Linked DNA regions of Homo sapiens: region 2 is linked to region 1. A link is a contact called in ENCODE Hi-C or POLR2A ChIA-PET data. All regions are on one chromosome and are shown on one strand. Each heading gives the region's core, a stretch centred on a gene start or an enhancer-like site at or near the end of the contact. The rest is flanking DNA. Distances are from core to core; before and after follow the strand shown.

Evidence for each region. Hi-C counts contacts between places; a loop is a spot of excess contacts on that map. ChIA-PET counts read pairs that join two places held with the same protein, here RNA polymerase II (POLR2A). Pooled maps may share reads with other maps.
Region 2: a loop to region 1 is called in a map of mammary epithelial cell, with 2.5 times the contacts of the local background. The contact joins two enhancer-like sites. A Hi-C loop is called at or near these places in 2 of 168 maps with a recorded cell type or tissue (PC-9 and mammary epithelial cell) and 4 of 50 pooled maps. POLR2A ChIA-PET finds 5 or more read pairs at or near these places in 3 of 52 experiments (WTC11, activated CD4-positive, alpha-beta T cell and activated T-cell).

The regions. Positions count from the first base shown.
Region 1 is chr4:152,849,022-152,851,880 of GRCh38, reverse strand. The region is part of intron 2 of ARFIP1 (ARF interacting protein 1); the gene reads right to left. Among named protein-coding and RNA genes, the nearest start is that of ARFIP1, 70 kb to the right of the region's middle. RefSeq lists enhancers at 625-1,283, 1,170-1,464. Within about 2 kb of position 1,385, at least 11 of the 41 ENCODE cell types and tissues checked have a DNase peak (open chromatin) inside an H3K27ac peak, as active enhancers do; they include PC-9, where a contact is called at or near this core.
Region 2 is chr4:152,994,572-152,997,533 of GRCh38, reverse strand. No RefSeq gene overlaps it. Among named protein-coding and RNA genes, the nearest start is that of FHDC1, 60 kb to the right of the region's middle. Within about 2 kb of position 1,318, at least 5 of the 41 ENCODE cell types and tissues checked have a DNase peak (open chromatin) inside an H3K27ac peak, as active enhancers do; they include PC-9, where a contact is called at or near this core.

The sequences.
Region 1 (2,859 bases), core at 136-2,635:
GTTACTATAATTATGACATTAAAAACATAAGTTTAGAACTTAAAATTTAGCATGGTAATACTTTTGAACTGTAGTGTAAAACCAACACATGAAGAACACAAAATGTTCAGTAAATTTGTTTTAAAATATATATCCTTGAGAATGTCCTAAGTCTCACTCCTCTTTTGCCCTTGATGACTGAACTTGTTTCCCATGTCTCTAGTACTGTCAGTCCCGCAATCAATTCTTCAAACTAGACAGAGACAGTTTTCTAAAATGTGAACCCAACTGAGACACTCCCATTTTTATAGCATTTAGTGGCTCTCCATTGCCTTTTAGGTAAAGACTAAACTCTTCAATATGGTTTTCAAGGTTTTGCAGGATCTACTATCTACTTATCTCTCTAGCCTCATTTCTCACACACCTGCCCTCACATTCTCCATTCCAACAACATGAATTTCCAGTTCTATGGTCTCACACTTCCTTCGGGTTGTTACAGTTGCTTCTGATGAGAATATTTTTCACCCTTTATCTGGCTAGGTCATCCTTCAGACCTCAGCTTATATAGTAATCACTCAGGTAATCTTTCCATGCTCCCACCAGTACTCAGACCATGCTATACTTGGCCTAGCACAACATTTTTCACATGGTATTAAAATTAATTTGTCTATATCCTCTCTTCCCATTCCGAAGACCATATGCTAAGATCAGGAAGCTTATCTATCTTGTTCACCACTTGTATTCTTGACATCTAGCAGAGTGTCTATTACTTCATTTGGCAAGAAATTTTCTCAGTAACATCTCATGCTTCAAAAGGGACAAAACCTTCCAAAGCATCTACATAATAAATTTTTTAAAGAAACAAACTAAAACACTTATGTTAAATGTTTGATGAATTCTGTTAATTTAAAATCTCCTTTGTTAGTTTAACAGTTAGCTGTCTATAAAAAGTATCTGCCAGAAGCAAAGCTATTATTACAACAGCCTCCACATCCCCAGTTCTGTAACACTATTAACCCCCCTTAAGTGGCCTCTCTGCTTCTCCACAATTATCTTGAGTTTTATAAAACTGATTATCTTCCAACATTCTACTTATCAATATTCTATTGTTAGAAGGCAGGGTCAGCATTTTCTAAACTCTCTATTGGTACTTCTAAACAACCAGTTCTCAAACCTTAATTTCAGTAGGAATCACCTGAGGATCCTGTTAAAAATGCAGATTGCTCTTAGCTGTGTGGTGATTCTCACTGAGTTGGAATGTGAAGCCCAGAAATCCGAATTTCAAAACAAGGAAATCAGGTGATTCTGATGCAGGCGATCCTTAGTCTATTTTGAGGAACTGTTGTAGAGAACTGCTTTCCATTCTTGTGCAACTCTGCCCCTACCCAACCCCCCCGTTTCCTGTGTGTCACCTTCCTCACTGCCCTCGTCCCCACCTCAACATTGTCATCTACCTTCTTTCCAGTCAATTTCAAATATTTATTGAAGACTTTGGCACATCTAGGGCTTCTGCTTTATCCCTAACTCTCACCATTAAACTGGGTGTTTCTAACCTTTTGCATGTTGGTGGGCACATTTTCAGGAAATGATTATAGATGTTCAGTTAGCAATTCCTTCCAAGCTGATATATTCGCTGTCTAGGCTGAAAGTTTTCACCGATCATTAAAAATACAGTCCACTAATGTTATGGTAGGTAGTAAGTTGCTATATTTTAAAATATAAATTGTAAAACACTTAAAATCTGTTCCATGAGCCTGCCTACCTATGCTGATGCAGAATGACAGGGGATAGTAATAATGATATGTAAAGGTATGTGATTTTATTTTCCCTCCGTATACTTGCAGAAATGCGTAAAATTGGTAATCTGGATCAGGTTTGGGAATCTGTAGTTGGACAACATGCCAAAAAAGTGTCAGGGCAGATAAAAGACATTTTAGACTTAGTATAACCCAATCTACACCTTAGTCTCAGATTTCATTAACATCTTCATTTCTAATGCCTTTCATCTTTCATACCCCATATTCCACTCAGGCAACCTAAACTCAAATTGCCACTCTTAGACCTTGTCATCACTTCGGAAGCAACACTTCTAGATTCTCACTTTAAATAAGTTTAATAACTCACTTTATGATCACAATATCCTCCTGTATCTTATTCCATCTAATCAAGAGAGTAAATCTAACATTTTTATTGATTTTTTTCCATTTACCACCATACACACACACACCTGCCTGCCACAGACACACAATTTCAATCTTCTTTTCTCCCTCTCTCCCATTCATTCAACAATATTTAACAAGAACTTACAAGTACCTTTTGGTGGTTCACTGCCTACCCTCTTGGCCTCACCCACTTAGTCTAGATTCTAAGTAGTTCAAAAGCTTGAATCATGTACCAACTTGCATCAAAGAAATACTGAATTCATTCACATACTATCACTGTGGAAATATTTATATGTATCTACATTCAAAATAATTCCTTCAAAAAATTTAAAAACGACATATTCCTAATAGCTTTTGTTTATAAATAACGACACACTCTCAGATTATAATTTAAGACAGATAAGCCTTCAACCTTTCATTATGAATTGTATTTTCAACAAAATTCCTCCAAGAAATAAAAAAAAACATATTACTAATAGCTTTTGTTTATAAATAAGGGCACACTCTCAGATTATAATTAAGACAGATAAGCCTTCAACCTTTCATTATGAATTGTATTTTCAACAGGACTCTCAATCCAGAATTAATTTAATGTATGTGTATATTAAAAATATACTTAAAATTTTAATTTGTAGTAATAGTATTAAAAGTATAGCCTATAGCTGAAAAGCAAACAGTATTAAAATGAATCTAGATTTGTATGGGTTAAACAATCCTT
Region 2 (2,962 bases), core at 69-2,568, 150 kb before region 1:
ACGAAACCTTATCTCTACAAAAAATATGAAAATTAGCTGGGCGTGGTGGTGTACACCAGTAGTCCCAGCTACTGGGGAGGCTGAGGTGGAAGGATTACCTGAGCCCAGGGAGGTTGAGGCTGCAGTGAGCCATGATCAACCACTGCACTCCAGCCTGGGCAAGAGAGCAAGACCCCATCTCACAAAATAAATAATATTTGAGAATCCAAAATAACTGCTGTCCCCACATCCTCTCTCACTCCCTCTATATTCTCTCTCTTCCTATTTTACCTGGGCTGTAGGTAGACCCAGGAATTCAAAACTCTGGCTTAAATCATAGCAAAATGGTCTAATTCAAAGATGTGGAAGAAAGTCTAGGCTTCAAACTTTTAGACCCTGCAGGAATGAGGTCAAATGTTTTATTGACCGAAGGGACAAATAGTTCACTGGGTTTCATGGACACAAATTGCCCCACCAGTCCCAGACAACCGCCTTCTTTTTTCCTACCCACTTTCCCAGGCCTTTTCTCTCCAGAGACTCAGGCCCAGATTTTTCATCTAAATGACACGGCCTCCCGCCACAGCAGGCAGTGCACTAGCAACATGTGATAAGGTGGAGCTTCCCAAGCTTTGTGCTGTATCCGAATCCTCCTGGGCAGCTTTCGCTAGGATTTGTACCCCACTGAGCCTCCTAGGGGGTCTTCCTGCAGCCCAGGTAGGGTAGGAAGTGAGGGAGGACAGAAGGAAGGGCTGAAGGAGGCCAGGAAGGAAGGGAGGTCACCAGAGTGCCACAGGGTGAACTTTCTGGAAACACCAACTGAATTTGTTCTATTTTTATTTAAAAAACATAAGCTTCCCAGCGGTTTTGACATGTCCCTAACCAGACGTCCACAGCTATGTGTCACTCTAACCAAGCTGGGCTGAAAAATCCCCCCAATTTCTGTTCCCACAGGAGGGTAGAGAAAGTGGCCCTCCTTCCGGAAGGGCACGGAGCTGCCAGAGGGGCCCAGGAAGGAAGCAAGTATGGCCAGCGTTGAAACGGCCTCAGAGGCCAATTTTTGGCATCATTTCTAAGCATAGGGAGCTCACTTCTGCCAGGAAGCTGGCTGTAGCCTGGGGTTTTCCTGCTCAGACAAGGCTGTGCTGAGGACAGATTCCAGGGCCCTTGGAGAGAGCCTGGCAGCACTGCCTAGGGGAAGGAGGACTGCCGAGGCTGCACCTGCGTTCAACTTGGCCACCTGGCCATGGATCTGAGGTCAGGGGACAAAAGAGGGATTCAGAGGAAACAAACAAACAAACCGAGCTGTTGGGGATAGGGGGCCCGTGGGAGGAGGAGGAGAAGAGAGACCTGAGGCACTGGTAACCCCGAACACTTTCCCAGAGAGCAGCAGAGCCTGAAAGTCCAGTTTGGTGAATGGGTGGAGAGGAGAAGAAAATTTCTCTTCAGCAAAGTCAACGTTGAAGTAAGCAGAAAGATAATTATTTCTCCCTCAGGTAATGCGGCTTCCTCAGTATGGTGTAGTCAAGATGGCCCTACTAATTTCAGAGGCTGCGTTTAGGTTTCCATTTCAGGAGAGGGGAAAGAAGAGGCTCCCCTGTCATGGCCGGTGAGCACAAGAACAAAGCGAAGCCATCCTCCCCATGTGTGGGTGTCCCATGGAAGTGCTCTGCCAGACAGCTGCGCCTGCCCCCTGGCTGGGCCACATCCTCTCTGTCCTGAGGATGGGGACAGCCATGCAACCTGGATAACCTTTCCCAGGGTCTAAGTGGGCAGGACATGTCTTCCGTCTTCCAGGCAAGGCTGACAGTCGGCCCCGTGGCCTTTTCTCCTTTTTGGAAAACAACTTGCTGATGGTTGCTTGCTTTACGAGACTGGGGACCCCTATTCCACAGGGGAGGCACTTCTCTGGCTCAGAAGGGCTCTCTCACTCTTTGCCCCGGTGACACCCTATTCACTGGGACTGCAGATCCTCAGTTCTCTGGACACCCAGGGCTACACATTTCTATAGCTTTCCATGAATGTGTGTGAAGCAGTGACCCTGGGCTTCCAAGGCTGCCCACCCCGTCTCCACTCAGATGGCCCCAGGTGCCCAGGGCCACGCCTCCTCCCTCTGCTCCTGCTGCCCATCTCCCTTCACCACAGCTGCCGGGGACAGAGCTTCAGCTTCTGTCACCTCTACCAACGTCATAGCCTCACAATCCCTGCCTGCCCTCAGAGTCTTTCCTCACCAGAAACCTCCAGAGGATCTTCTCAAGTGCAAATGTGTTCTTTCCCCCTCTGTTCTTTGATGAATTATTGCCCCCAGGATATGCTCTGCCTCCCTCCCTTCCCCCTGCAGCCTCACCTCCCTGCGCCCCAGCCCATCACCACCCAGCCTCTGGGCCTCAGCCTCCTGCTCCAGAAACTCAGGACCCTCACGCCACCTGAAGGCGCTGTGCTGTCCTCACTCAGACCTCCACATGGTGGCCCTGGCTCAGATGGCTCTTCACCGCTGCCCTCCTGACAGAATTCAGCCCCAAGAGTCCCCCTCCTCAATGCTGCCCGAGTTAACCAGCACTTCTTCTCTGCCTCCAGTGTCCCAGGTGACGACATTGTCATTAAAAAAAAAACTCTTCTTTACGCATCGCAATGACTTATTTTCACAACCCCCTCCCCCACTGGACAGTGATTCTTGAGAGTTTCGGAAGCCCACATGCTACCACAGGGTTATCACATAATTGATGCTCAATGAAAGAGAGAGGAAAGAAGAGAGAGGGAAGAGGAAGGCACCAGGTTAGATGCTAAACTTGTGGTTAAAAGCTTTCCTAAGTCAGGCGTGGTGGCTCATGCCTGTAATCCCAGCAATTTGGGATGCCAAGGCTGGTAGATCACCTGAGGTCAGGAGTTTGAGACCAGCCTGGCCAACATGATAAAACCCCATCTCTACTGAAAATACAAAAATTAGCTGGGCATGGTGGCAGGTACCTGTAATCCTGGCTACTTG